2 separate regions of the Homo sapiens genome follow, and region 2 is linked to region 1. A link is a loop called in an ENCODE intact Hi-C map of the cell type or tissue named here. Cell type or tissue: endothelial cell of umbilical vein. All regions are shown on one strand. Links, peaks and the distances in the headings refer to the core of each region. The heading gives the core; the rest is flanking DNA.

Region 1 (10,107 bases), core at 1,359-9,358:
AACTAATGTCCTAAAGATGTTTCCTTTAGTGACATAATACTCAAAACACTGCCCCATGCAAAAGAATGATTAGTTTATATGGCAATGCCTACATAATAGATCAAATTTAATTTTAACTAGGGTTGCTACAAAACTTTCTCTACTACATATATTTCTACTTGCTTACTACTTTTAGTTCATATCTAGTTGAATGATTATTTAGCCAGTAATATGTACAACATCTACCCTTTAAAAAGTAGTTTAAAAAATCATTTTATCATATTTCCTAATCAGGACACTTTTTCTAGTTTAAAATTTTTTGAGTTTTCTTTCAACAATGGACTTTTATTTTAGCTTATATCTCAATTAGAAATAAAGAGCATGCATTTCCACATAAATTAGTGACTGTACTGCAAAGAAACCTTTTTCAATCCTATTTCTACAGCTTCAAGTTTTCTAACCTCTCGCTGTACTCTTGCACACTAATGCATATCTTCTTCCAACATCTGCATGATTTTTCTCCTCCTCTGCTGCAATTCAATACAGGTAGTTAAGAGTAGCTAACAATATAATTCCACATGATACTGCATCTGTGTTTACATCTGGCTCTAACCACATGCTTAAAAGTGATTTATACAGGTAAATCCACAAGAGGATAAAGCAAAAGAAAAACACAACTATGAGAAATCATTATGCTCTTATTTTAAAAATATCATTCTCAATTTAACAGAAGTTTCTCAGCACATGCTTCAAAAGCTACTACATAGGAGGTATGCCATTTCAAACATACTAGAGACTAGAGAAAGGAAGAAAACAGTATTAAACAAATATTTCACATGCTTTTTATATCAGGGTCATCTTCATAAACGATTAATATTTTCAATTTATAAGATACTTTAAGTTTTGCTCCATGCTACAATGTATCTCGTGACTTTGTGGCAAAGTTTCTGAGTTCATAAACATTTAAGTGAATCACACCTATTCACTACTGAGCCCTCAGGAATTAGAATACTAAATTCAAGAAATACCTGTCAGGAAATGAAAAACTATTTACACACACACACACACACACACACACACACACGAAGAACCATGACATCCTAAAATAAGAAATTAACACAGGCTTACCTGGCAATTCAATACCTACTTAGTTCAAGATAAACAGTATGGCTATTCCATTACGGTACTGATATTGATGCATTTATAAAAACACCACTAAAAATAATTAAGGAAATAAATACTTCTAATGTTCTACCTAATGAGAGGCTTAAAATTTACAGTTATATTAATATACCTATAAGAACACAAAATGAAAAGACATAACTAAATACAGTCTCATGCAATTATTTATATGCAATTTATATAGTTTCTTGAAAGGAATTATTTAAATACAAGCATACAGCAACGTACGAACTACAGAGTTTTACTGCATATAAGATCTCAAAGCAAACTTATATTCCTTAATTACAACTGACAAATTTAAAACGTATGCACTCACTGATTCTTAACTAAAAAGGTGGGGGAGGGCTACCAGTAGGAAAAGACCTGAAGGGGAAGGAAAAGATAAAATCTAAAAATCACTAACATCTAAGTGACTGCTAGTTACCACCTCCGTTAGTAGCTCTCTGCCAACCCATCCATAGTCTAAGTCTACATAAGTTATATAAAAATAATTACACAGTATTATCAATCAATTGTAATTTTCCTTGCTACTCTTAAACTTTGACCATTTTAGATGTATTTTAACATCTAAAATATATATTTTAAGGGATCTTACTATGAATTTTAAAAAGGGGTGATTAAAAAGTATTCTAAATATGCAACATAAATATGGGTCAATTATTACATATTCTTCTCCAAACCTAAGAACATAAAACAAAATCTTTTTAAAATAAGGAGTAATACAACTGCTCTAAAACAAGAATGAATTAACAGCAATCTCAATTAGAGACTTAAATAACTCAAATTTATAAAATTATTCAAGTTAAAACAGTCCTGCTTCTTTCTAGTTTCGGCAAACTAGAAAATGCTTATGCCTAATTTAACCAAGGCTAGTTTTAAGTAACAATAAGACTCAGAATTATACTGAAGGTCCCAATCAGCACAGTCGATAGAGAGACTTATGATGCTACCACACCAATAATCATTTTTGTTAGCATCCTCTACTGGTGGTTTCCAATGACAGCAAGGGGAAATGGTGCTGATGACAGAAGGATATGTACCTTCTATTCCATCTAAAGAGAATTAATCAGCATGTGGTCATTAGTAGAGTACATCTCTCTCTCAAAAAAAAAAAAGGTAGAACAAGAAGAAAACCACATAGAAGAAAGCAGAAAAAGAAAAAGACAGATTTTTTAAAATGCAACAAAGCATGAAATTATAAATGGTAAAAACTAATTCAAGCAATTCTAATGTCACTCCTTTACGGATGACTAACATCATTAAGTTACCACACAAGGTTTGATGCTTTGGCCAAACCTTACTCAATTGGTTTACCCCTGTCAGTTACATTACCTGATACTCCTTTTAATATCCTACCTTCAGACATATTCCAGAAAGGAAATTAAAATATTTTACAGAAGGCTTAGCAGCAAAATCCACGTATCTTATTTCAAAATGAATAAAACATTATTTACATATATAACAACATAAACTATCTCTACGACAATCTTCCACTGTATATATCACATATTTCTTCATTAAAAAGATTTGAGAGTTAACGTTTTGCCAGGCAATTTTCTCCAATAAACATCTGCAACTTAAATATGACTGCACTGCTAAGAAATATTAACCAGCACATATACTGAGGTTTCACAACACAATGGAATATAACTTCATTTTTAATTTGCAAAATATAAGGCTAAATCAAATAGCATGGCTATAATCACCAGCAATGGATGAAATGCATTTGAGAACAAAAAGAAATACAAGGACAGAGCCAAAAGTGATGAAAATGGAAGATACCTGTAGTAGTACAGTGCTATCTTAAACACCTTTTGTTTTCTGAGAGTAATGCATACTGCAGACAAGACGTTTTGTGCTAAACAGACGCAAATCTGTTTTTCTAATATTAAACACAAAGGAAAAACACTGACAGCAAGCGTGGTAAATAAATCCCTCCCTTGAGAATGAAAGCAGCAGACAGGAGGGGGCTGACATACATGCAGGAGAAAACTAAACACCATCTTTTTTTCTACCTGCACAAGTTGCCATTTGCTGCAGCGATCAAGAACCTCTCTTTCCTGTTGATTTCAAGTATCTTTCAGGATCGCTTTTCCCCCCTTAAGTCATCTGTTGATATGCCTTACGAGTGTAATATTCATATCACAGGATCTCAAGGAGAAAAATCCATTCTTTCCTGTTCAGGTAAACATGTTTACAGCAGCTGCACAGACGCTGGGTGGTTCAGACTCACATGTCACACACATGTCGTCAGCAACAAGAAAAGCCCCTTTCTCTGGCGATCAACATTTTAAATAAGGTAAAAAGCGAACAGCTCTTTCCGAACCAACTTACCTTTCATAAAGCCACATCAGCAACAGCGGCAACAGCTCAATATGGAACACACACTATTTGACGCTAAAACAGGAAATTAAAATTGCAATAGCCTATGCTCCACTCCTTGCTATAACAAGTCATCTCTCCACAATGAGAATACCAAAATACCTTTCGTTTATAATCAACAGACGTCTTTAAAATGCAAGTGTTTATTTGAATAATTAAAATCACGAAAGCAGTGATTTTAATGATGGCTCGAATATATTAAAAATATAATTATGGATTGGAAGGAAACATCTTGAAACAGCTTAAAAATCTTCGTATCTGCTTCTAGACAGGAAATCCCACACAAAATCTAAAATTGCCAGGAAAGGTTACAAAACCTCGCGTTTCGCATCCCAGAGGGGAGGGAGAAAGGGAGCCCAGGCGCGGGGGGTGGGGCTGGGGGAGCACGAGAGAGTTTTCTCCTAAACACGTATTTCCTCGTTTTCTCGACGCTGCAGCGGTCCCATTATAGACGCATTTATTGCCCCTCTCTTAAAAGTCGTTTTAAAAATAACGCAGGAACCAAAGCGAGCCCCTCGGTCCGAAATGTACGTGTAATTCCTTATATAGCCTGGGCTGCGGCCGGCGGCAGGGCCGTTGCCGCCCATTATTATACAAACAGGTACCGGGGCGGCGCAGGCGGGGGCTGCTCTCCCTGCGCTCCCGCCGCCCCCGGGCGGACAAGTCTCGCCCCTCTCGCCACAGGAACTGTCCAGACAATAACAATCAGCAGACATTTCGCTGCTGCACGAGAGGGAGAGAAAGCATAGCATCGCCCCGAGATAACCAGAAATACAATCAACTTACAACGTCTCTCCAAACTGGAAAAGGCGACTGTGCAACCACCACCACATGTTCAGGTCTCGATCCCTCGGGCTGTCTCTCTTTTTTTTTAACTCTCACGCCAGGCAGAGGGGTGTGTGTTTCCCTTGGCACAGCAGCACAAATCAATAAACACTGCAGCTGCGGTGCAAGTAGCAGCCCCGCGCGTCCGTCGGTCCGTCCGCCCCCTCCCCCACCCTCCTTCCACCCGAGACCCAGAGCGCCATCCAAGCCCCATTATCCGGCTTCAGCGCTCCGTGCGTCCGGCCCAGGTAACAACTTCCCCAAAAACCGAAAGAGAAAAGCGCGAGGCGCACGCACACCGGCCCATCCCGGCGCAGAGACCTCGTCTGCCCCGGGAGGGGGATCTGTCTGTGGTGCTTCCCGGTCTCTAAGCCCAGGTAACAACTCCGCAAACACACCCGCCGCCCAGCTCGCCCCCATCCGCGCGGCTCCCGGCGGCGTTAAGTGGGTACCTTTCCTGCCTTGTTCCCCGCGCCGCCCCGCCGCGCCCCGCCAAACGTGGACCCCACTCGCGGGGCTCGCCGCGGAGTCCCCAGGCCGGGGCTCTGGGCCGGGCAGCGGGAGGCGCCAGGGAGGAGGGGCGCTTAGGGACCCGCGCCCCCGCGCCTCTAATCCCCGTTACGCGAGCGCGCCCGGCCCGCGGGTCCCAACTTTACCGCCGCCGGCCGAACCCTGTCCGCCCGCGGCGCGCACAGCCGGCGCCCGCGCACACGCGCGCACAAACCCCACGCAACCCGCGGCCGCCCCGTCCCGCCGCCGCCGCAGCCCGCCTGCCGCGCGCCCACAGCCCGGCCCGAGTCGCGGGGCCCGAGCGACAGCGACGGCGCCGGCCGGGGCCGCGGCGCGCGGAAGCCACTTTGCACGGTCAGCGCCGGGCACAAGTTTGTTCCGCGGCTCCCGGGGGCCTGGGCGCTGAGGGAGAATCGCGCTGAGGGGGCCAGGAGGAGGGGGAGAGGGAGGCGCCGAAGGGCACAAGAGTGGGGAAAAGTGCGGAAAGAAGCAACAGCCGCTCCACCCGGGACCAGAAAAGTGGCCAGTGCGTCCCGGCCGCCCGCCCTGCGCCGGGGATGCGGCGGCGTCGGCGCCGGCTAACGGTCCAGGGAGGCGGCAGGGGCGGCGGGAGCCGCTAGGCGGAGAGAGACCAGGTAAGAGACATAACGGTTCAGGGAGAGCGAGCGGCCGCGGCGCGGCTCCGGCAGCGGCGGCAGCGGAGGGGGGCAGAGAGCACTACTTTCTACTTTCCCACTCCACTTTGCCGTCCCTGCCCCGGCTGCCCCCAGCCCGGCTCGCCCCCCTCACCCCCGGGGGCGCCCCGGCTGCCCAGCTCCCCCTGACTCCGCCGCTCCCCGGTCCCCTCCGCCACTCACCGTTATTGCGCCGCGGGTTCGCCTGCTTTCTGCGCTTACACCTGGGGCCATCCGCCATGATCCTCTCGCTTGTGTCTAAATGCTCGAGTCACCTCCTCCCCCTCCCTCCCCCTTCCCCCCCACCCCTCCGCCTCCACCCCTCCCCCCTCCCCACCGCACCTGGTTTACGACACTCCCGGCTTTACGACATCACCTTCCTTACACCTAGAGGCTCTCGCTCTACGGCCGGAACCTTGTTGCTAGGGACCGGGCGGTTTGCGGCAACCGTGGGCACTGCTGAATTTGAATTGAGGGGCGAGGGAAAAGTTTTCCTCAGGTGTGGTGGGGAGAGGGAGGCGGATGCCGGGAAACCGTAGGGACGCGGTCAGAAAGGCGACGGGCTGTCGGAGTTGGAAAGGTAAAGTTGGAGGCTCGGCGGCGTCCTGCCTCCGCGCTGGCCACACCCGCCGCGGCTGCCCGGGGCAGGGAGGGATCTGGCTGATTCTCCCTGTACCCTGTGCCCTCGGAGCTGCCCCTCCGAGCGCCCAGAGGTCCCCGCCTGCCTGCTTCCTGGAGGCAGGGCTACCATCAGTCCCACGCCTCGCGTGTCCGCCCCCCGCACCCCGGGGCCAAGGAAAGGGATCGCGGTCTGGACTCCCCGGGGAGTTCCCTTGATGAGGGGAAGGGCAGGTTTGGGGACGGCGAGGACACGCGGCGACCGGAGAGAGGCTACCTGACCCGCGCAGCCCGGACTCCCTTCCCTTCCCTTCCAGGGACGCCTGGTTTCCCCCCAAGCGAACCGGGATGGGAAGTGACTTCAATGAGATTGAACTTCAGCTGGATTGAAAGAGAGGCTAGAAGTTCCGCTTGCCAGCAGCCTCCTTAGTAGAGCGGAATGAGTAATACCCACACGGTGCTTGTCTCACTTCCCCATCCGCACCCGGCCCTCACCTGCTGTCACCTCGGCCTCCCACACCCGGTCCGCGCTCCCCGCCCTCTTCCTCGCGTAGAACCGTGGGATCCTAGGTGGCAGGACTCAGAGCTAAGGTATCCACAGGCCATGAATTCCTTCCTAAATGAGCGGTCATCGCCGTGCAGGACCTTAAGGCAAGAAGCATCGGCTGACAGATGTGATCTCTGAACCTGATAGATTGCTGATTTTATCTTATTTTATCCTTGACTTGGTACAAGTTTTGGGATTTCTGAAAAGACCATACAGATAACCACAAATATCAAGAAAGTCGTCTTCAGTATTAAGTAGAATTTAGATTTAGGTTTCCTTCCTGCTTCCCACCTCCTTCGAATAAGGAAACGTCTTTGGGACCAACTTTATGGAATAAATAAGCTGAGCTGTATTTCAAGTAATATAGTTATAAATTAACAATGTAGCAGTTATTGATAGAGAAATTGAGAAAACTGAAACGTGACCGGAGTATTGGAAATAACGTAGTACATCACCTAGCACAATGACACATAGTAGGTGCTCAATAAATTTATGCTTATAATTTTTGTCACTTCTATGGCAGGATTTTTTTATTAGGTTAAAATTATCTTTTAAACACCTTCCGGAATTTTAGAATATTCATTAATAATGTCTTCAAACCTTTCAACTGAAATAAATTTACAGCTGAAGTCTGATGATTTAAAGTTAGAAAGTTTAATCTTGAATATAAATGAACATTTTCTCTCCCACATTTTCTTGGGCATTTTGAGAAGTAAATGCGTTATTTATTGGTCCATGAAATGTGACTGTAAATATTCTTTGCTATACATTATGTCTATATATCTGCATTCATCCTCAATGCCAAAACTAGAATCATTAGTCTTAATGATCATTTTAAGTACAGGCAGTCCTCGCTTTCCTTGATACCATGTTAACCGAAACTTGTGTATGTCAACACGGTGTCCTTGCTTTGCTTGGTTAAGTGTGAGTTCTTCCTCCCTTTTTTTAAGAGTTGTACAATGTTTTTCAGTCGCCTACCGAATCAGGTCATAGACTATGGAATTGACCCCACCCCACCAACATTTTTACAGCTACCCTGATTTCTGACCAGAAAGGAAAAAAAAACTTTCCAGCTCTATCACACATTTTACCTACTCTTAAACTTAGGAGGTATTACAAATAGCATTTTCTCATGTTCTCTTTCTGGCCTGTACCTCCCTGCTAAGCTTCCTTCAGTGTTCATCCTCACCTCATAGAGAGATGAAGTGAAGAGACAAACAGAAGTCATTTTCTTCCTTACTTTAGTGGTTTCTGGTTTAGTTAGTTTGGGCCAAACTGTGGACAAGTACCTTTTCAGGTAACTTTTTTTTCTTATTTCTATGTCCTCAACACCTAGTGGAGTACGTAGCCAATAGTAGATGCTTAATAAACATTTCTTAAATTAATATTGTTGACCTTTTCTGACCCTGTTCTTGACAGTAAGGTACATAATCTGCCTTCATCCCTTTAGTCCTTAGGAACAGATAAAGTCATGGATATGAAAGTGATCACTGTCATTAATATCCACATTAAAATTGCTCTTGATTTTAGTTTCTCCATAATCATTTTCCCTAAACAATGAACTCTGTTCACCTTTTTTTTTAAAATATGCACAGTGAATATTACTGGTAGCCCAAATCTTCTAACATAAAATTTCCATTTTGTAAAAGCTTCTGATAAGCATATATGTTATGAATTGAATGTTTGATTATTATACTTTAATATTCTTGAAAATATTGATACCTGGACTGGAAAGAAAACAGACAAAAGTAAATCTCAGAATAAATTACTGCTTTAAACATGATGCATGTGTGACGGTTGCTTCTTATCTCTTAAATACAGCTAAAGAATAGGGGAAAAATCTTTAGAATCAATTTATAAAAGAAGATTATTAAAATTTAGGTTTATTCAAATCAAACGGTAGGGGATACTAATATATGACTTTAACATGTATCCTGCATTCTTGGTTTTAGTAATTGTAGTGCTGTCATACAGCATACATTCAATATATATGCTTATTTTTAATATGTCAATGAAATGTTAACACACTGCTTCTACTGAGCACTGGGATTATATATGCTGAAGGGAAGATATTCTAAAAATGAATTTCTATACTATTCCAAATTTACAGGGAAAAATGTAAATGGATAGAATAGTTCCAATACTGAGTTTTTTCTATAAATTTTTCATAAACCCTTTGCACCTATTTGCTTTTCATATATGATTCCTGTATAAATTAGGATAAAATTTGACATAAAATTATCTTAAGTTTAAAATGTAGAGATTTCACGGTGTTCCACATGAAGCATATCATTCCCACATACCTCTTCCAAAACACATTGAGAAGTGCAATGTATAATTCTCTAGTCTTCATCAAAATTTAAAGTTCGTTAATTTCATGGAAGGATAGCATGTAAATGCAACTCTTGAATTCAATACCTAATTTTAATCTTAGAGTTTTTGAAGGAAAAAGAATGTGATACATGTTATCCCTCAAAGTACAGAATGTAGAGGTCCCATAAAGCCGCTACTCAATTCTTGTCTCTGACCATGGCTCCTGACCTACAGTAATTCTGGATTTGCAGTTCACCGTGGAACAAAGGAGGGCAATGGTCATTTCACTGTTGCAGTCTCACCAAATTCTGCAGTCATTGAGTCAGGAAGGAAACATGACTACAGGGTGATGCAGAACCCACAGTTGGCCACAGGACCCATGCCAGCCCTTCGAATACAGCCTCCCAGGAGATATCACAGGGACAAATGTTTTCTCCATACTTCCATGTGATTTTTGTTACATAGTTTACCACAGAATGGTTCTTACCCCTCTGGGGAATGAGGCTCCTATTTTTAATGTAAGTCAATGAAATGTTAACACGTGTAGTTTCTTATTTACGAGGTGATTTTTCAGGAACGTGTGTAATACAGAGATAGATATAAATATATGGAGAAAGATGTTTGCAGGATGTCGGTGAATATCCAAAAAGTAAAACTAGTGTTTTCCATGAAGTCACAGTAATTAAAAAGGATTTCTTTCAAAGGCTGCCTCCATAGAAGTTAGATTGTAGTTTCTATTACTAATATTACTTATGAATATGAATAACATTTAATTTTTTCTACACTTAATTATATGTAGGTAACTTGAGAGGAAGCAACACACATATTTTTGATTTAAGTGAATTTTAATTATTTACCATGATATCAGTGGTCTGATAGCTGGTTTCTACTGCTGTTTTTTCTCTTTTGTATCCACGTATTTCTTTTTTCTGTCATCTTGACTTCTTTTAGCAGCTGATTGATTCTGTTACAGAGTATGGCTGTTTCTTTGACCTACAGTGCTGGTGTTCTGTAAACCACAGATCCTCAGTTACAGTCGTTGCCTCTGAACAGAGGCAAGGATTGAACATCCTTGGT
Region 2 (10,107 bases), core at 691-8,690, 540 kb after region 1:
CAGGTTTCTGCTTCACCTAAAAAAAGAAACTCCTAAGAACAAAAAGTGATCCACGAGGCTGCCTTGTAAGGCAGTGCTGAGTCACCCATCCCGGTGAATGTTTCAGTGGGGCTGACCCATCATAGGGCACTTTTGGTAGACAGGATGCCTGTGTGAAGTTGGGAACTGGACTGATAACCTTTGACTTTTCCTCCTGACTCCAAGGACCTATGTTTCTGCCACTTGGCCTTTTGCTTGTGCAAGCTTGGACATAGTTTATAACTCATCCTCAACACCATTTTACCTAGGCCCAGCCAGAGCTGCAATAGCCAGGGGCCTCCCTCTTTGCTCACCTCCAATGGGGGACATTTGTCTTGCTCATAGATGCCATCTATTACCTGACTACAGGACAAGCTCACAATATGAGTCCCACCTTCCCAGAGTAAAAGTGAGAACTCAAAATCCCAGGATCCCTTGCAGGAAAGAAGAAGTCTTGTGACCTAAGTCTATCTTTCATATGCTCCTGTGCAAGACTTCAATTTGGAAATTAATAACCTGAAGGGAAAAAAGGTGCAGGAGGGAATCTGCCTGGTGCATTAATTTTCTGTTTTGAGCCACGGCAGAGACATTGGCTTTTATGCTGTTTCCCAGACAGTGCAAGGTCATGTCCCATTAGATCTAGCAGATGTGGCATTTGTGATGAAGCAGATTTGTGGCATTTTGTGCTTATGAGTGGCAGAAACCACTGCTGTTTCCTCAGCAAGTTCTGTGGCGGGATTTAGGGATCGCTCCCGGACGTTTAGCTTCAACTCTGACTCCTGGCTGCCCATGACTCTGTGAGCTTGCTCTGATCTCCCAAGAGAATGGCTCAGGGCTCACCAGTCCCATTTTGTCCCCGTTGTCAGGCACACACAGAGCTGAACTGCCTTTCCCAGCCTTCCTTGCCCTTAGGCGTGGCCACACGACTGAGTCCCAACTAATGGAGCGTGGAGAGAAGCGACAGACATCCATGCCTGGTCCCTAAAGCCTCTCACAATCACCCACACTCTTATCGCCTAGCAAGGCGCAGAGGATCCGCTGGGAGATGACAAGAGCCCTGGAGCCATGAGAAGACAGGAGCCTGGGCTCTTGGATCACTAGCCTGCATGGCGACATGAACAAGGAATAAACCTCTTATTGTCTTAAGCCACTCTGAGTTTGCAGTTGTTGTAGGGTTAGCGCATCTTGACTAGTACACTGAAATCCGTTTTCTGATGGACTAGCTAAAGCAGATTTCCTTTTTTTAGGATTAAGAACTCTGAGTATTTCACTTCCCGACTCGGTCTAATGTGTTGATTTGGTAGTTGCATCTGCAGGTAGGCCATGGTTCCCCCAGAATGGGCGGCACAGGGCTTGCCTTAGACCTCTCATCTTAGTGCAGGATGGAGGGGACCCAGCAGGAGCCCTAGTGTGGCAATCCCATCACCATAGGCAGGCCCAGCCACAGAAGTGTCTCTGATGGAGAGTGGGCTCTCTGTCTGCTTCTCTGGTCATGGTGGGCCTCTGACTTCATCCCTGGCTCCCTGCTAAGAAGTACAGGGAGGTCAGGTATGTTCTTCCTGGTGCCCCTGAATTCTGCACTGGGAATTCTGTCCCCTCCTCTTTCTTATTAGGTGAAGCCATGGTCAGGTGTGGTGGCTTACACTTGTAATCCCAGCATTTTGGGAGGCCAAGGTGGGAGGATCGCTTGAGGACAGGCATTCAAGACCAGCCTGGACAACACAGCGAGACCCCACTGCTAAAAGAATTGTTTTAAATTAGCCATGTGTGGTTAGTGCCCAACTGTAGCCCCAGCTACTCAGGAGGCTGAGGCTGGAGAATCACTTGAGCTCAGAAGTTTGAGGCTGCAGTGAGCTCTGATCACATTACTGCACTCCAGCCTGGCAACAATGTAAGACCTCATCTCCACAAAAAATGAAAATAAAAAATAGCTGAATGTGGTGGCACGCATCTGTAGTCCCAGCTACTCTGCAGGCTGAGGCTGCAGGATCCCTTGAGCCCAGGAGTTTGAGGCTGTGGATTGCACTACTGCACTCCAGCCTGGGCGACAGAGTGAGAGCCCATCTCTGAAAAGAAACAAAAGAAATAAAAAAGGTGAAGCCAACTCTGGGTCAGGAGCCCAGAGAGCTATCTGTCTCTGAAAGAAATTACCTTGCACCCACTTGAAATCAGGCTTGAGTTCATGCAGAAGATGCTCTTAGCCATTTCTGGCCAGCTCACCCCTGATTCATCCCCTACCCACAGGGCAGTCCCATGGTGGCAGTGAGTACCATGTGGCTGGCCCTCTGCTCTCAATTGGCTGGACCAGAGCTGGGCATGTGATCTAAGCTGGGCCAGCCCCATATTTTGTGCCTGAATTCTGGAGATGCAGTTTCAGGCTGGGCTCCCCTGTTGAATAGAGCAGATGTAAACTGAATTTTGTGCCTGAATTCTGGAGATGCAGTTTCAGGCTGGACTCCCCTGTTGAATAGAGCAGATGTAAACTGATAAACAGTGGCAGGACCATCTTCTGTCCTATGTGGACTGAGAAACAGGCCTTGAGGCAGTCAGTCGGCCAATAAAAACAAAGCAGCAGGAATATAGAAGAAAAGGTGAAAGAAGGAGGAAGAACTTTCTGAGCCTGGAGGTATCTCAGGCCCATGGGTCCATGAGCAAAGTCTCTATCCACAAAACAGAATTTTCTAGTTTGCTTAAACTAGTTCAAGTCCGTTTGTAAAATCTAAAATGTAAGGACCTTGATGGATACAGGAAGAAGTAGAAAAGGTTACCCTACAAGTTGCCACCCCTTGGGAACCTCAGAACCTGCTGGCTCCTGCAGAACTGGGAAACCTAAAAATTCTCATGCAGAGCTGGGGAAATAAGGCCGCAGGAGAGACCTCTTGGGACGTTTCACTAAGTGGAAAGGAGTTTCTCCAGCCTAACAGCCTCTTGTCATCTCAGAGCAAACGCAAAGAGCCCAGAGAGGTGGAGTGACTTCCCCGCGCGCCCCCACAGTCCATTGGCTTGGGGCTATAACCTAGGTCCCAGGGCCGCCCATCTGCAAGGCTGCCTGAAACCCCAAGCATGAACTCTCACTTGGAATTAGCATCCCTTTCCCACATTCGGCCCCTGGGAGCAGCGGCCAGGAGGGAGCTATCGGGAGAAGTAAGCTCGAGTTGCTAGGATGGCGACAAATGACGCAGCTAATTCTCCTCGCCTGACTGGTCCCCGCGCCCTGGGACCCCGTGTCCCCGCGCACAAGTGCGTGCTCGGGAGTCCGGCCCAGGAGCAGCTGCGGAGGCCGGGCGGCCCTGGGAAGATGCCTGGCGGGTTGTCGGGGGAGGGAGGAGAGGGTACTGGGCTCGGGGCCCCCACTCACCCACCCCTGCACCGCGGGGGGCGGCGCTGGGCGGCCCGGGGAGGGCCAGCCCCGCCGAGCCTTTCAGAGTTAATTAGCCTTCATGAATATGGATGCCACCGCCGATTGAAGACGGTTGAGAGGTCGTAACCTGACCTCGGCGAGGCGTGCATAAAGAAAAGCCTACTTTTCTCAGCTTGGCTCCTAATTGAAAGCCCGAGTGGTCGGGCGCAGCGCGGAGGGTGTGATCGCGCGCCCCGCTCCCTGCGCGCTCTGGGGACGGTGGCGGGGGCGCCCGGGCGAGCTCGGGGACCCGCAGGTGTGTGCGGGCGGCCCAGCGCAGCTTCGCCGCGGCGGGATCCGAAGTGGGGATTTATTCTGAAAGCTTTCCTTTTCCATGATGGTTTTCATTTCCTGTAATTTAGAGCTGGAAGCATTTATGGAATATCACATGGTTTTCGTTTACACAGGAAATCAGCTGCAGTTGTGAGAAGATACTGACTTACTTTTTTTTGTTTTTGAAATCCTCCTCCCCACATCCAAAAAAAAAAAAAAAAAAGAAAAATTTTTGAAAAGACGAGCTGGCAGCATGTTTTGAAATAGTTCTCCTTTTTGATCCAACCTCACTGTTCTCCAAAGGGGACTGCAGTTTATTTCTGACACGTGGTAATCACTTTATGTGAAGAAACCCCAGCATCGAGAGATGCTTTTGGTTTTTTTCAGAGCAAAGCGGGGAGCTCAGAGGGGGTGGGGGCAGGCGGGGGGAGAGGGGGGCGCTCACAGCTGCGCCCCAGCTTCCTTTCTGGGATGGGAACGATTTCTAAAGGATCTTAGGGAAAGGAGCCTGCGAACCAGGCCGCCTTTGGAGCTGAACTCCCTCCCTCCCCGAGAAAGACAGCACTTACTGCCCCAGTTAACCTGCTGGGATCACTGCTTAAAACCTTAGAGTCGTAGCGCCGTCCCCCAACCCAGGAATCACAGTATAAGTCTCTTCTTAACCCAGCCCCACCCCATCACCCCAGAAATCATCAGAGAACCGCAGGGTTTTATCACAGAGATTGAGGCCGAGGTGGAAGAATTTGCAATTTGTTTTTTTCATCTATGCCCCCTGGTTGCCACTGAGTTGAAGTCAGCACTCTCTTCTCTCTTTGCTGGGGATGGTTCTAACCACTTCCCACCCTCCACCCCCAGTTCGGAGGCCAACTAGACCGCCGTGGGCAATAGCACCACCGTGTGGCCAGCCTCCCTCTCCAAGCCCCTTCCCCTGCCTTTTCTGGGATCCTCCCGGGCGGTAGCGTGGATTTAGTGGGGCTGGGATGGTCTCTGCCCACTTTCTTCTCCTCCCTGCAATGAGGTTAACACACAGGGCACCAGACGCTCTCCCTTCATGCCATCTACTAAGTAAGACATTCTGCAATGACGGATCCGTTTCTTTGATTCAAGGCTTAGCTCCCAATTAAACAGAAGATACCCTTGAAGAGATAAAATTTAGGCACCGATTTTAGGGTGAAACAGTGTATTATTGTTTCCCAAGGATTGAGTGGGCTCCTAGAGAAAGGAAGGAGGCCCAGCCTGAGACCCAGAGGGACAGGAACCAGCGCTGTGGCCATCCTTCAAGCCCGGGCCCTAGTCATTCATTTGGTGGGACTGGGAGGAGGTAGGGTGGTGGCTCTGGGAGGTGGGTAGTGACAGAGTCCTGTACACATTTCAGGGGTGTGGAGGGAGCCTTCTGAGAATGTCCAGACCTCATGGGGCCTCTAGGACCCAGGTGGCCCTCGATGGTCACTGTGTCCCCAGCAGTTGAGACCCATTTGACAGAGTCTCAGGCAGCTGCACCGTGACCATCTTCTGCTCCTCTCCCCAAGTCGATAAAACCAACAGCCATCTGTGTGAACATAAGCCCCGTGTTTTTATGGGCTGTCTACTGGCTGCTGCAGACAAGCCAGGATGGAGGCTTACGGCCGCAGCTCTCTCAGCCTCCAAATATGAAACTGTGTAATCCGACTCATTCTCTGAAACCAAATATTTGCAGGGACAGCCAGCAGCCACCTGGCTACCACATCTTTTGACCATGCAGGTCATTGGTGCTGTGAAAACGCCACCTGGGGATTTTTCTCAGCTTCTGAGGGGTCCGCAGGCAAACCTCCCCTCCACGACACAGGGCAGCCCACCCTGGCCTCTCCTGCTGCCCCCCAATTGGGGTGTGCAGATGAAATCTCAGTCGGGCCTGTGAGCGGAATGAAAGAAACTCTGTTCATTTCTGCAGGGGCTCTGGTGTCTGTCTGAGGCCCTGGTTTCCTCCCAGGAAACTGCACTTACCTTCTGTTGCTTATTACCTAATTGATGAACTATTTGAGTCTGCATGGTGCTACTTTGAGCTTCCTTAGCTTGGCCACTAGCTGAGCATTAAGGAAGTTGTGGAGAGCAGTACCTTCATGCCCCGCGCAATGATTTGGTACATTTCCAGAACGATCTTCTCCTTGTCAGGCTTCCCTCCCTCCTGCTCAGCAGCCCTTATTTTTTCTCCTCTCTCTTTCTCTGGAAATGTGGAGTTTATTGGTCTCTGCAGGGGGGAAATGATCAAAAACGTAATTATTATAAGCTGCAACCCCTGGCCAGCTGTTTGGGTTTCAGGGTGGTTCCCAGTGAGTCACTAGGGCACACCCTCTCTCTGCCTGGCTCCTCTGGGTCCCCCTGGCTTGGCCATCTGGAAAATGGGAGGATTTTTTAAGGGAGGAGGACGTTTGGGGAAGAAAACAGGCGCCTGGGAGCCTCTCTCTCTCTCTCTCTGTCTCTGTCTCTCTCGCTCTCTCTCTTTCCTAACCCCACAAACTTCTGAGAAGCCCCATGTTCCTGGCCAAACATGGAACTGTCTGGAGGGACCTGGGCGGGCTGCAGGCCTAGGCCCCCACCCAGATGGCCGCTGTGCTGCCTCTCCTAGCAAAAGCCTTTGCTGGAAGGGTGAGCAACCAGGGCCTTCTGTACAGATGACTTTACCATCCCGGACACCATTTTAAATAGATCGACATTTCAATATGTATTTATTCTTGTTGTATATACAAAAAAATTAATACAAAATAAAAAAAGCCCTGCTGGTGATATGCCAGGCTGAGATATATAATGATATTTAGCAGCAACTGTGTCATTCTGTGTTGTTGACAGTAAAATAAATTAACATAATAAACATAATTTGCTCAAAAACAGCTAAGGAAAAGCAGATGGTTAGCACATTTCAGCAGGACCTGTTGGTCCAAGTTTGCACGGATGTTTAGACGTTTGTGCAGTCTGCAACAGATGCTTGCCTGGGTTCCCAGGCGCTCCCACGTGATAGGCACGGGAGGGCTCCACGCCTCTGGCCTGGGACAGGGCCACCGCACTGCAAAGAAATGGGGTCCCCAGGAAAGGGAGCTGCCATGTGCATTGCAGCCCCAGGCCAGGGCTGGCTCAGCGTGAAGAGTGGCAGAGGCACCAGGCTGGCTTTCCCGCCAGGCAGAGCTGGAGCCTGCAAGCGCCTGGGCCATTAGCATTCATGGCCTGTCGCCTGCCCAGCGCACATCCTTTGTGTGCCTGGAACAAGGGAGCTTTCTTCCAGGGAGGATGGCGCCGAGGCACTCCGGATCCTGCAGGCGAGCTTCCCAGTGGCAATGGGGACCAGTGGGCCTTGGCCCTCCCTTTGGTTCATGCACCCATAGCTCTGGAAAGAGAAGAAAATGTTATTTTTGCAGAAGATGCCTCAGTGCCTGGGAAGAAGAAGAGGGCTGTGGATTTATTTTATTCTGCAGATTGGAGGGGATAGGGCCTGCAGATCCCCAACATCAGGACCCCGGGGTCCCTGGCTCTACCAGGCAAATAGTCCATGTTAGTAGCCTCCTGGGAAGGAGCATTTTTCCTGAGGGCAGAGGTGAAGGCTGAGGCCCCCAGCGATGGGCGATGGCATTTCAACCTGTCCTTCTCAAACAGGGCAGAAAGAGGGACTCATGAGAAAGATGATGTTGGGATTTCTGCTCAGAAACCTCACTACCCCACCGAAGGAGGGCTGAGGGCTCCCTCCCACCCAGCACTGGGATGCCAGGGCAGGTCACTGAAAAGGGCAGCCCTTCCTGGAGTTTGGATGCAGCTCCAAAAGCTCCTGGGAATTCCCGTGCTGCCTGAGCAGTGCTGTAGGCAAAGCCCCCATGGTCCATACTTGAGAGTTCAGATATAGGCTAGACATGGTTTCTGGTAGAAAGGAGCTTATTATTATTATTATTATTATTATTTTTAGAGATGAAGTCTCAGTCTGTCTGTCACCCGGGATGGAGTGTAGTGGTGCCATCATAGCTTGCTGCAGCCTCCCACGTCTGGGCTCAAGCAGCCTTCCCCACCTCAGCCTCCCAAGTAGCTGGGACCCCAGAAACCCTGGGACCCCACACCTGGCTAATTTTGCTGTGTGGTTTGTGCTTGCACCGGTGCCTCGGCCTCCCTTTGTAGGTCTCCTTGCCACGTTGGGACCCTCCCCGCGGGGCTCACCCGCCAGAGGGGCTAGAAGCAGGGACCCCAGAAACCCCAGGACCCCACACCTGGCTAATTTCAAAAAAAGTTTTTTTAGAGATGGGGGTCTCACTGTGTTGCCTGGGCTGGTCTCCAGCTCCTGGCTTCAAGAGATCCTCCCACTTCAGCCTCCTGAGTTTCTGGGATTACTGATGCACACTACCATGCCCCACCTGCTAGAAAAGAGTTTAGAGTAGGAGACCCAACTGGATATAAAATAGCTGGAAAGACAGATGCCCTGTTGTAGGACAGGTTAAGCATCTGTAGCTCCACCACAGAGCTGTTAGCATGGCACAGTTGCCCGGTCTGAGTCTGGGATCCTGGCAATAGGTGTGCTTAGCACCACGCCTGGTATGTGCCACGTGCCCACTAAATGGTAGCGGTTGTTAACCCTGACTGCTGCGTCGAAGACAGTTTCATGGGAAGAACAGCTTGCCCCCTGCGTCCAGAGGACAATTAGACCTTTTCCAAGTGTCTAACAGGCCCCTCAAACATGGCCAAGACTTGAGGATCTGGCCCCAGTTCATCCCTTATGGAGTCATCCCACCTCTGGAAATACCCCTGCCATCTATCCTGATGTTCAGCCAAAAACTGGAGGCCATTTTTTCCTTCTCTCTTTTGCCAACCCCCACATCAGATCTCATCAGCAAGCCTTGTCAACTCTACATCCAAAAAGCATGCTGCATCCCCCAACTCACCATCTTCCCCTTGCTCTACCACAGCCGTGGTTCAAGCCACCTTACTCTCTCCAGTTCCTGAGCAGCTGCTGATGGATTTGCTCCACTCGAAGCCCTATAATCAGAGCGTGCTGATTAAAACCCCACTCTGTCAGGCCAGGCTCTCTGGGAAGCAGAAGGCAGGATGCAGTTGGAAAGGAAAGGAGTTTACCAGGGGAGACCTGCAGAGTATGCAGAAGAGAGGAAGCACAAGGAGGCAGGGAGAGCCTTCAGACCAGCATGTGGGTCTGACCCCCGGAGAAGAGAGAGCTGAAGGAAAGAAGAGAGGGTAGGAAGAGCTTCAGGCCACACTGCAGCTCTGAGAAAGCCCAGCCAGACCAGCAAGGAGCTTCCCAACGGAGTCCGGGCTCATGCACCCCCGTAGAGATTGGTCTTTGGGCGGAGTATGGCCGCAGGTCGAACACTGCAGGAGGATCTTGGTGGCACTGCACTTGGAGGCTGTCCACTGCCTGCTCTGGTCCCAGCAGGTCCTCTCTTGAAGTGGGAGCTGAGCAGTGCCCCCATGGCTCCCACATTCACCATTGGGTTCCCCTTGCCCTTGGGGCAATATAACCTGGCTCACAGAACTCCTACCTACCTTAGTGCCCTCACCTTCCCCGCCCTGCAGTGGGGAAGTGCTCCAACCCCAGATCCTCAAACAAGCCAAACTTCTCCCAATGTTATGGCTTTTCTGTCTGTGTAGATCATTGATCTCCTTATTCCTCCAATGGCTGGCTTCTTCCTGCAATTCAGATCTCAGTTCAGTGTCAGCAGAGCCTTCCCTGGATCTTCCACTCTTATGCACCACCCAATCATTCTCTTTCATAGCATCTTATTTCAGTCTTGCAGAGCCTTTATCATTGTCTGATTTTCTTCCTCCTCCTTCTCTTCTTCTTCCTCCTCCTCCCTTCCCCTCCTCCCCTTCCTCCTCCCCTCCTGCTCTTCCTCCTCCTTCTTCTTCTTATCCTTCTCATTCTCCTCCTCCCCTTCCTCCTTCCCTCCTCTTCTTCCTCCTACTCCTTCTTCTTCTTATCCTTCTCCTTTTTCTCCTTCTCCCTCTCTTTCTCCTCCTTCCTCTTCTTCCTCTTCCTCCTCCTCCTCTTCTTCTTCCTCCTCTCCTTCTTCCTCTCCTTCTTATTCGCCTTCCTTTCCTCTTCTTCCCCTTCTCCTCCCTCTCCCTCTTCTTTTCTTTCTCCTTCTCATTCTTTCTTTCTCCTCCTCCTCTTCTTCTTCATCTTCTCCTTCCTCTTCCTCCTCCTCTTGTTCTTCCCCTTCCCCCCTCCTTATCCTTCTTCTTCTCCTTCTCCCCTTTCTCCTCTTCCTCCTCGTCCTTCTCCCCCCATCCTCCCACTCCTCATTCTTTTCATATGTGTGTATTCAATGTCACTTTTGAGATCAGAGGCCTTCTCCGACTTGTTATCACTGTGATCCTAAAACAGTACTTAATACACAGCAGGCACACAAACACAGGAATACACAGGTGCAAATGCAAGACCTGCAAAAGCT

Evidence for each region. A loop is a pair of places that touch in the nucleus more often than their neighbours do. Peaks named below come from ENCODE experiments on the same cell type or tissue, not always from the same donor. Only the 100,000 strongest peaks of a DNase experiment are listed, where the experiment ranks them.
Region 2: it touches region 1 in a loop (8-fold over the local background); 63 of 110 quality-filtered maps call a loop at or near these places.

Annotation. Positions count from the first base shown.
Region 1 is chr10:31,314,921-31,325,027 of GRCh38, reverse strand. It overlaps ZEB1 (zinc finger E-box binding homeobox 1), which reads right to left and starts at 5,812. Exons shown (of 9, transcript NM_001174096.2): 1 at 5,736-5,812. The coding sequence starts at 5,793. ZEB1-AS1 (ZEB1 antisense RNA 1) reads left to right here and starts at 5,933. Exons shown (of 3, transcript NR_148979.1): 1 at 5,933-6,132. RefSeq lists silencers at 5,238-5,327, 5,368-5,817, 6,558-6,617. In endothelial cell of umbilical vein, for the core only: a CTCF peak has its summit at 5,453; DNase peaks (open chromatin) are centred at 3,337, 6,057, 6,657, 9,357 and 2 weaker places; H3K4me3 peaks cover 4,171 bases; H3K27ac peaks cover 5,745 bases.
Region 2 is chr10:30,778,518-30,788,624 of GRCh38, reverse strand. No RefSeq gene overlaps it. Among named protein-coding and RNA genes, the nearest start is that of LINC02644, 60 kb to the right of the region's middle. RefSeq lists a silencer at 3,183-3,492 and an enhancer at 4,979-5,479. In endothelial cell of umbilical vein, for the core only: a CTCF peak has its summit at 4,583 (motif pointing left); DNase peaks (open chromatin) are centred at 3,204, 3,814 and 4,454; H3K4me3 peaks cover 569 bases; H3K27ac peaks cover 1,821 bases.